Linked DNA regions of Mus musculus: region 2 is linked to region 1. Evidence: chromatin loops called from intact Hi-C (ENCODE). Cell type or tissue: gastrocnemius. All regions are shown on one strand. Each heading gives the region's core, and the rest is flanking DNA. Links, peaks and the distances in the headings are about the cores only.

Region 1 (5,372 bases), core at 324-5,323:
GGAAGTTGAGTCTCTCCCACTCCCCACAGTGAGTTTTGCCTTCCCTGTCCTGCCAAGCTCCAGTTACAGAATGACCAACGTGAACAGACTCAGCCCTGGCGAGCTTAGGGTGCAAGCATGGAGCAGAGAGACTGTTAGACAGTATCTGATGCGCATGTCGCCCTGCAGCCTGCTGCTCTCCTGACCGTCTGCTGGCCTTCTTACTGCCCAGGCTGGACACCAGCAACGAGAGGCTCCGCGTGGGTACCCTGCAGATCCTGAGACACATCATCAACTCGGCTGGTAAGAGCCTCCTGTGCTCCAGTGTGGGACAGTACCACTGGGGTCATGCCCATCGTTTGGATGACCAAAACATCCTACTATGAGTTACTGTTAGTGGTAGTGTTTTAGCTTGGCGGTCTTCAAAATTGCACTGTGTTTTAGTTATTGCTGTGATGAGACACCGTGAGCAAGGGAACTTATCAGAAGAAGAGGTTTATTTGGAGGCGGGTGACAATTGAGAGCAAGTGCTCATGGGCAGACATTTGATAACTAGAAGCAGCCAGGACTTTAGAAGCTCAGAACCTGTCCCCAGTGACACACGTCCTCCAACAAAGTCACATCTCCTAATCCTTCCCTAACACTTCCACCAACTGGGGCCATTTCCAACCAAAGCACCACAGGTTAGAACTTAGGGTTCCACACACGCTGGGCAACACTTTCAGCCCCCAGTTTCCTGCTTTTAAGGGAGACTTATTTGATTGAAATAAGCAAACTTATTGAGCAATAAGTTTCATAAAGATAATTATAGTTGTACACGTGGGTTTGTGGTCTGGTGAGTTCTATTCATGCCCTGTCAGAGGTCAGCAAAGAGTGGACATGGGTCATGCCTTAGTTAGGGTTTTACTGCTGTGAGCAGACACCATGACCAAGGCAAGTCTTTTTTTTTTTTTTTTTAGATTTATTTATTTATTATATGTAATTAGATTTCATTATGGATGGTTGTGAGCCACCATGTGGTTGCTGGGATTTGAACTCAGGACCTCCAGAAGAGCAGTCAGTGCTCTTAACCGCTGAGCCATCTCTCCAGCCCCACAGGGGCCAAGGCAAGTCTTATAAAGGACAACATTTAATTGGGGCTGGCTTACAGGTTCAGAGGTTCAGTGCATTATCATCAAGGCAGGAGCATGGCAGCATCCAGGCAGGCATGGTGCAGGAGGAGCTGAGATTTCTCCATCTTTATCTGAAGGCTGCTAACAGAATACTGGCTTCCAGGCAGCTAGGATGAGAGTCTTAGAGACCACGCCCGCGGTGACACACCTACTCCTACAAGGCCATACCTGCTAATAGCGCCCTGGGCCAAGCATATACTAACCATCACAGGTCACATTGGGTGGCATTAGATAGGAGGTTCAGAAAGGAACATCCTGTTGCCTGGGCTCTTCTGGCAGTGGTTAAGGCACCAGAAGTAGACTCTTGGTAGTGGTTGTTTAGGGTGCGGGTGCAGGTGCGTGTGTGTGTGTGTGTGTGTGTGTGTGTGCGTGCGCGTGCACGTGCGCAGGTGCGTGCGTAGGTGCATGCGTGCGTGCGTGCGTGTGTGTGTGTGTGTGTGTGTGTGTGTGTGCGTGTGTGTGTGTGTTCTCGCGCGCACGTGTGCTTGCATGCGTGCATGTTTACATTTAAGAGTTCACCAGTGGATTGGGATTCAGGTGAAAGGCCACATGGGTTGGACAAGGGCAAATGAAAAGTATGATGCTTTTCTAGTTCTAACTCTGCCATTGTTTTCTTGTTTGGTTGTTTTGGTGGTGGTGATGGGTTTGATGGATAAGATGGTTAGGTATATAAAAATTCATTGATAGTGAAAATAGAAAACTATAGCAGATGCTGCATGGCTTCAGAATGGGCTTCTAGCTGTGTAGACGTTCACTGAGGCGTGCAGCATTCAGGGCTGGGCAGGGGTTGTTTGACTGGATACCTCTTTTTCTTTTTCTCTTCTCTTCTCTTCTCTTCTCTTCTCTTCTCTTCTCTTCTCTTCTCTTCTTCCTTCCTTTTCTCCCTTCCTTCCTTCCTTCCTTCCTTCCTTCCTTCCTTCCTTCCTTCCTTCCTTCCTTTCTTTCTTTCTTTTTTTCTGACAGTCTCTCTATTAGCCCTACCTTTCTGAGAACTCGCTCTGTAGACCAGGCTGGCCTCAGACTCACAGAGATCCACCTGCCTCTGCCTCCTAAATGTTGGGATTGAAGGTGAGTGCCACCACAGGCAGCATTTGACTGGATGCCTGCATCCAGCCGTGTGATGCTCTTATTGACTTCATTACAGTAAAATGATGTTTTTTTATCGAAGTGTACTTCAGAAGGCACTCTGTGTTTACCTATATTTTCATTCTTTCCTCTATGTTCTTTCTCTGGGCATGTCATATGGAAATGTCTGCATACAAGAAACAGAATTTTCTCTACTGGAGACAGTCCATAGTGTGCTTTGTTTCTTTCTGTAGATTACCTTAGAGAACTTCTCACCTTCATCAGTACAGAGTTAAGATGCTCTTAAATATTTGAAGTACAGCTCACCTACAGGAATACTACAGATAGTAGCTGTTGTTTTCAGTAAGTGATAACACAGCCCATTATTTCCACCTGGATGAAGAACAAAGAACAGATGACAGTGCTCAGGGGCCGTTGCCAGGTCAGCAAGGGCAGCTTCGTGCACAAGAATGTGTGACTGTTTTGCATGTTGTATAAGGAGTGAGAAATTGCACACTGTGGAACGTTTTGTATCTGACTTATTTTTTTGTGAAATGTATAGTAAGCTAATCTCCAAGGTGCTCATTTGTTAGCAAGGCACGTGGGTTCTTCCAGTTTCTGACCCTAATGAAGACTGCTTCTCTTTCTGTTGTCCCTGTGCACACTTTGATGGACGCGTATCTAGGAGCAGAGTTTCAGGTTGTAGGTGTGCCTTTGTCTTAACACCACCAGGTGAATGCATTCTGTTCTTCCAAGATACCTAGTGAAGACTAGACAGAGTAACTCCTTTTGCAGCAAGCCGCTGCTTAGCTGTTATGTGTTCCAGGCTACCAAACAAACCACCTTTCCCAAGGTTGCCCAAGTCACCCACCCCCCCCATCCCCACCCCCCGCCGCCGAGAAGGGCAAGGGTAGAGCACACAGACTTTCTTTTCCTGGAGTCTAGTTTGATCTGTGCCTGGTGCTGTCTGAGCCTCTAACACTAGGTGGCGCTCTGATCTCAGGTTTGTATCCCTTCTCCTGTGGACAGGAAAACCTGTAAGCTAGGAGCAGGAGAGTAATTCACAAAGCTGACCTTCTGTTGCTCCCGGAGAAACCCGAAACCCCAGGAATCTAAAGATGAACTTGAATGAAAGTCTCAGCCAGGACACAGGTGAATTTTAAATTTCTTGCTTTATGAGTCACACCTTTGTGTCTTCAGCCCTAAGATTCCAGAGACTAGCTGTGCTTAGGTTGTTTTTTGTTTTTGCTTTTGTGTTTTTGAGACAGGGGTCTCACTAGGTAATTTTGGCTGACCTGAAATTCACTAAGTATAGCAGGCTGACCTTGAACTCATAGAGATCTGCCTCCCGAGTGCATGCTGGGATCAGAGGCATACATTATCCACTGTGCCTACTTTGAAGATTTTCCTTTTTGGTTTTTTAATTATTTTTTGTGGGTGTTTTGTGTGCTTGTGTTTCTGTGTGGTGTGTGCTTATCTGGTGCCCAGGGAGCCAGGAGAGTGTGTCTGATACTCTGGAACTAGACTTACAGATGGTTGTGAGCTGACATACGGGTACTAAGAATCAAACCCAGGTCCTTTGAAAGTGCAGCAGTGCTCTTAACCCCTGAATACTCTCTCCAGAACTTTATCTTCAAGATGTTTACATGTAACCATGTATGTCTTTATATGTAAATAATATTTCTATTTGACTCTCTTTCTAGAGACTGTCCATCGATTTGTTTGTTTGTTTGTTTTTAACTGTGGTGTCCACCTTTCAGAGTCTGACTACTTTTTTAAAAGATTTATTTATTTATTTTATGTATATGAGTACACTGTAGCTGTACAGATGATTGTGAGCCATCATGTGATTGTTGGGATTTGAACTCAGGACCTTTGGAAGAGTAGTCAGTGCTCTTAACCACTGAGCCATTTCTCCAGCCCTTGTTTTGTTTTCTTTTTTGGTTGTTTTGTTTTGTTTTGAAATTGGGTCTCTCTACATAGCCCTGGTTGTCCTGGAACTCACTTTGTAGACCAGGCTGGCCTCAAACTCAGAAATCCGCCTTCATCTGCCTCCCGAGTGCTGGGATTAAAGGCGTGTGCCACCACGCCCGGCTTGTATTTTATGATATTACTGTCAAGATCCTTAACAGGCTTTGTTGTGGTGGCTCCAGAGGAGGTAGGGCCTAGGCCATGGAGTATCTTAGGGTGGGGCTGTTTGTTTTTTGTGACAGAGTTTCTCTGCATAGCTCTAGTTATCCTGGTGCTCTCTTAGTACACCAGGCTGGCCTTGAATTCAGAGGTCTGCCTGCCTCTGCCTCCTGAGTTCTGGGATTAAAGGTGTGTGCCACCACCTGGCTGGGATGGCATTCTTACCAAACTGCCTCTACATTGTCACGAGCAGTTATTACTTGTATTGTGCCCAGTGCCCTCATTTTTCTTCCCTATTTTCTTTCCTTTAAAAAAAAAAAAAGATTATTTATTATGTGTGTGTGTGCGTGTGTGCCTGGGCGAGCTCATGTGCAGGAGCCTGTGGAGGTCAAAAGGCATTTGATGCTGTGCTGGAGTTACAGTGCTCGTGTGCTGCCTGATGTAAGTTCAGGGATCTGAACCCAGGTCCTCTACTAAAGCAGTACAAATTCTTACCTGCTGAGCCATCTCTCCAGCCTCTTTTCCCTTTTAGTCTAGGGCCTTGCTCTGTGGTCTAGGTTGGCTTTGAACACACTAGCTCCCTGTGTCAGCCTCCTCCGCTGTCCTGGAGCTGACGCTCCTCCTGCTTCCTTCTGAGTGTTGGGGTTACAGGCATTTATCACATCCGGTGATAGCCACTTCGTAGTATCCATTTAAAATTTATTGCAAAAGGTGAAATCCACTCTAGAGACATATAGAATGGCTCATAAATGTGAGCGTTCTCATTGCACAGGGCTAGGCTGGTGCTCTGGGCATCATTCTGGGGTTAGTGTCTGTGCGGCCCAGTCAAGCACTTAGTGGCTGGCCTCAGTCTTCTTTATAGTATTAGGAGATGGGTCAGGTGGTGGCTCATGCCTTTAATCCCAAGACTCGGGAGTTCAAGGCCAGCCTGGTCTACAGAGTGAGTGCCAGGACAGCCAGGGATACAGAGAAACCCTATATCAACACACGACGCGCACAAGTAAGCTTGGGCACACACACACACGC
Region 2 (5,372 bases), core at 57-5,056, 52 kb after region 1:
GACACTGCTAAGCCATGCTGCCTCTCCTTTTCAGCCTGGCAATGGCACACATGTGCTGCTTCAGTCATCTGTCTCAGACCCCCAGATTGTTCTTCCAGATGGGGGGAGAGCCCAAGCCAGGACGCCTACTCAGGGCTCAGCAGCCTCATGAGAACCTGGCTCCTCTGACAACCAGCGGCACCGCCCCTGCAGGGAGGCCCAATCCCACACCAGGGCTCTCCCAGTCTGAGGGTCAGCACCTACTCCAGGTTGCATGAGGCACCAGCTTAGCCCTGGCAGGATGGCTCTCACCTCACAGGAAGTCCCGTTCAGCCCAAGCCCTACCTCCTCATCAGAGCTGTCCTCTTCATATTCATCTTGGGCCAGAGCACCTGCTTCCTCTGTCCTTGAGCAAAGAGGGGCAGCCTGTGGAGAGAAGGGGAGAGTTACTCCGGAGGTCCCTAAAACAGCCCTCTGATAATCAGGAGGCCCTAGCCTACAGCCCAAACCCATTCGTTCCTCTGGTCAGCTACATTGGGAGAACCACTCTTCCAACACTGGAACCTAGATCCAAAGACCACATGAAACACTGTGCAACCCCAAATCTCTGAGCAGCCTCACCTAGTGCAAGGCCTCAGCACAGAATAAAAGCTGTCCCAGATCTTAATGTACTTCAGAGCCTCAGCCCCTGTACCCTGTACCATGGGACCTACCAAGAGATGTTCCCTCAAGGGCAAACCAACCTTTGCTGTCTAATAGCCCAGACAGCATGTGACACTCGATACCAGGCCAAAAAGGAAAAGGCTGCTAAGAGCAGTGGGAGGCAGCCCATCTGCGGGGCTAGCTACCCACACCACTCACCTACACCACCACACGATGGCAAAACCAGCCGCAGTGACCCAGGGCCAATGGTCCCACAAAAGGTCCTACTGGGCCCAGATCTGGTAAAGGCTATGTTCAGACCTGCTCAGACCTGCTCAGACCTACAGACAAGGAGCACAAGGAGAGGGGTAAGTGGGCAGTGCTATGGGTGGGGTGATGACATAAGCCATGGCCTCTGTCGTAAGGAACACCTAGAACCACTAAGAACCACATTCAGAACAGACCGACTGGCCAAGGGCCTAGAGAGATTTCCTGGACTCCCAAAATGCCTTGAGGCCCAGACCCCAGGCACCTTCCACACCCACCATAGCTGCAACGAAAGGCTGACCTTGTCCCCTAGGTCAGAGTGGGTGCCACGGAGGATTCACACCGCAACCTGGAAAACAGATTCTCCCTTGCCTGGGGAGGCGGATGGCTCAGACCAGATCGGGTTTATTGGCAGAACCAGAACTGATGGAGAAAACAGGCCCACCTCTCACCCCTGAGGGCAGTAAAGTGCTTGGAGCAGGAACCCCGGTGTGTGGGCGCCCCCGCCCACAGCCCCAGTCCCTCTTACCCAGGCAAGAGCCAAAGGCCTACTCTTCTCTGGCCTGTTTTTCCCTTCAGTATAAAGAGGATGGAAGACTAAGTTTTTCTCCAGGCTTGGAACAAGGAAGGATTCAGTTTCTCTATCTCCCCCACTTTCTTGCTGTACACCAAAAATGGGTTGCAAACCCCAGCTCACAAGAGGCCCCAGGAACACAACTTGCAGGCACATCTGACTCTGCCTGCGCTCAGCAGGCCCCTGGGACAGTGGCATTACAATACCAAGCTCTGGCCAGCCACTGTTCCCAAGCAGGTGTCAGAGCCCTGGCCTCAGGCAGGGCCCATAACATGCCACATCTCCTTCCAAATGCTCTCTGCCAGGGACTATACCTACATGAATCACAGTGGCAGTGCCTACAGGCCATGATCAGCGTCCTGTGGGAAGCAAACTCAGCAGCCTGCACCGTGTCTCCCCACTTTTCCAGTGCGGGACAATGAAGCATATACCTGGGGGAGCCAAATGCTAGTAGGCCTTTGACAAGGGTTGGGCTCTCCAATGGTGAGGTTTGGGAATTCCCTCTACACATATGCTATTTCCAGGCAACTGGGGTTCTAAGAACAGCAGCTTTATTCTGGATCCAATGGCTGCAGAGCAGTCGCTATCCACCAGAGGGCAGCACTGACACAGAGCAACAACCCAGGGACCATCTCCCACTAGGGGAAATGAATGGCTTGGGCCTATGGAGGGTAGACATCCACTCTGGGAACAACCCAGGAAAACACTTCCTCAAATTCTCTGTCCCCCTTTTTGAGGCTCTGTAGCCTAGGATTGTCTCAAACTACCCTCCAGATTCAGCCTCCAGAGTGCTGGGGTTTTTATAGGTATACATCTATTTTCAACTTAAAAATTAAAGACAACCACTAAAACATCCAAAGCAGACAGGTACAGGACACCCTAGGTAAAGGGTCCTCAGCAGCCTGGCTGCCTACGCGTCTCTCTCCCAACACAGAGAGAAGGTGGTGAGGTCTGCCAGCCCCAGAGAGCCAGTTAGCACCCACTGGGTAAAAGGACCCTTAAAAAGCTCCTAGCCCAAGCCTAGCTCCAGAATCCTTAGCCGGTCTGGGGAAATGGGCAGGTGCCTCTTGGAGGGGACTGAGATGTCAGGCCTGAAATCCTCCCAGGCAGCCCTCAGGAGGAGAGCAGTATGCAGCCTCACACCATGGCAACACTGCCACCCAATGAGAATGCAAGTGACTGGTAAAAAAGCAGGGCATAGCTGGGCGGTGGTGGTGCACGCCTTTAATCCCAGCACCTGGAAGGCAGAGGCAGGTGGATTTCTGAGTTTGAGGCCAGCCTGGTCTACAAAGTGAGTTCCAGGACAGCCAGGGCTACACAGAGAAACCCTGTCTCGAAAAACCAAAAACAAAACAAAAAAAGCAAACAAACAAACAAAAAAGAGCGGGGTATTAGGTGACAGAAGGCCCCTCAGAGGTCAGGGAGGTATTGAAATGCCAGGGTTGGTGGCTCTCATCGCTTGAGAGCTCTGTGAGTTCAAGGCCAGCCTGACCTACACTGCAGGTCTAGGACAGCCAGGGCTACACAGTAAGAACTTGTCTCAAAAGGGGAAGGGGTGGGCAGCACAGTGTATACAACTTGAGGAGAGGCAGAAGAGGACTAGAGAGGGCTGTGAATAAGAAGCCACCCAACAGAAGCCAGCAGGAGTGGTCAGGGCAGCTACCGTCCAAGACAGGCGCTGGGAGAGCCACACAAGCAGGGGCTCACCGGGTACTGCACAATAGGTGGAAAAGAGCCCCCCAGGAGCCAGTAAACCACCAATGGTGAAGAAGGAATAGGTACGTGCCCAGGGGAAAGCCCCAAGAGAGGCAACTCCTTTCTCTCTCCAGAGCCTGATCTGCGGGACAGGTATACTTCTGCCTAGTCCAGGCTGAGAATATACTGCAAGGACCAAAGAGAGAGTCGAGAGGTTTCTAAGAGCCTAGAATGGCATCCAAATGAGCAAGTTTCTTTTTTCTCTAATTTTTTTATATTATTATTTACTTGTGTGTGTGTGTGTGTGTGTGTGTGTGTATGTGTGAGAGAGACATACACATGGATGTAGGTACACATATGCTACAACTCACATGGAAAAGTGGACAGCTTGAGGGAGCTGGTTCTCCACCGTGTGAGTTTTGGGGAACGAACTCTGGTCATCAGACTTGGTGGCAAGTGCCTGTACTGGCTGAGTCACTACAATGGCCCTCTGTGTTGTCTGGCCACACTCCACTGCCACTACCAACCAGGTATAGAACAAAGGCATGCCACCTCTTCCAGGAAGCAGGCCAGGATCAGCCAAGTCAACTTCATATCCCTTCCCTGTGGTTCAGAAGAGCAGAGCTCTTCCAGTATGTCATGCCCTGAAGCCAGTGCAAGGTGGGGCCAAGACCGCTTGTCCTCCTCCCCTTTCCCACATACACACATGCATACATACACGTATGTACACATGCACATACAACATCCCAAATCCCTAACACAAAAATCAAATCCAGCACGCTATTTTTAACACAAAAACTATGTATAAAGGAGACTAAAGAACCCACTTTTCCAGCAAAGGCCCTAGGCCTAACAGCAGCAGGATCCTAGGCCACTCTCAACATCAGTCTCCAGGGCCAACCCAGAGAACGGTGGAAGGAACTTCGTGAGAATGTCAGTGAGAAGAGACTGACAAAAGCTACCTAGTTCTAAAGACAACATGTCAGCAGAGACTGAAGAGGCCAGAGATAACATAGGATAAAAAATTGTTCTTGCTTCTCAAAAGAAAAATAACTTACTAAAGCTGGATATGATGGCGCACACCAAAACACTCAGGAGGTAGAGGCAGGTGGTTCTCTGAGTTTGAAGCCAGCCTGGTCAACAGAGTGAGTCCCAGGGCAGCCAGAGATACACAGAGAAACCCTGTCTTAAACGACCTGCTCCCCTGCCCCCTCCCCGCAAAAGAAGAGTAACTGCCTGAGGGAGGCTAGAGAGATGGTTCCATCAGAAAGCAGGTGAACCTGAATTCGGACCCTAACACCTACATAAAAATCTAAGCATGAGCGAGGCAGACCTCTGGGAGTTCAAGCCCAACCTGGTCTACTTAGTGAGTCCCAGGACACCCAGAGATACAAAGTGAGATCCTGCCTCAAAAATAATACCAAAACCAAAACAAGCAGAAGCTAAGTATGGTGTCACGTGTCTGCAATCCTACGGCTGAGGACATGGGACACAAAGATCTCTGGAGCTCCTTGGCTGGCCAGTCCTGTCAATGAGCTGCAGGTTCACTCCATCTCAGAACAATGAGGTGAGGGTCTCAGGAGGCAGAGGGAGGGAGATAGATCAGTGTGAGTTTCAGGCCAGCTAGGACGACATAGTGAGACCCTGCCTCACGGAAAGGAAAAGGTAAGGCTGAAGGGACAGCTCAGCGTGGAAGAGCACTCACTTAGTTATCTAGCAGAGGACACTAGTCCAGTGCCCGGTACCAACCTCGCGTAGTTCATAATTGCTGGAGTTAGCACTCCAGCTCCAGAGGACTGAATGCCCTCTGACTTTTGAGGGCCCAAGCACGAACACAGTGCACATAAAGCCATGCAAGCACACACATATACATAAATGCAAAAATAAATACGGTAAATATACGTGAAGATACCCAACATCAATCTCCGGCATACACACACACACACACACACACACACACACACACACACACTTAAAACAAAAGGGGTCTGGAGAGGTGGCTCAGTGGTTAAGAAGAGCACTGGCTGCTCTTGCAAAGAACCCGGGTTCAGTTTCCAGCATCCACATGGCAGCTCACAACTGTCTGTAACTACAGTTCCAGGGGATCTGACACTGTCACACAGACAGACATCACAGGCAAAACATCAATGCACATAAAATAGAATTTAAAAACAAGCAAACAAATAAACAAAAGGGCCAGACCTTGGTCTCTACC

Evidence for each region. Hi-C counts contacts between places; a loop is a spot of excess contacts. Peaks named below come from ENCODE experiments on the same cell type or tissue, not always from the same donor. Only the 100,000 strongest peaks of a DNase experiment are listed, where the experiment ranks them.
Region 2: a loop joins it to region 1, with 3 times the contacts of the local background. A loop is called at or near these places in 14 of 42 quality-filtered maps.

What each region holds. Positions count from the first base shown.
Region 1 is chr15:76,414,051-76,419,422 of GRCm38, forward strand. It overlaps Mroh1 (maestro heat-like repeat family member 1), which reads left to right. Exons shown (of 44, transcript NM_175457.4): 12 at 169-282. Among named protein-coding and RNA genes, the nearest start is that of Mir6954, 16 kb to the right of the region's middle. In gastrocnemius, for the core only: a CTCF peak has its summit at 3,210 (motif pointing right); a DNase peak (open chromatin) is centred at 3,203.
Region 2 is chr15:76,466,448-76,471,819 of GRCm38, forward strand. It overlaps Bop1 (block of proliferation 1), which reads right to left. Exons shown (of 16, transcript NM_013481.2): 3 at 325-405. Among named protein-coding and RNA genes, the nearest start is that of Bop1, 8.1 kb to the right of the region's middle. In gastrocnemius, for the core only: a CTCF peak has its summit at 2,054 (motif pointing right); a DNase peak (open chromatin) is centred at 2,051; H3K27ac peaks cover 1,586 bases.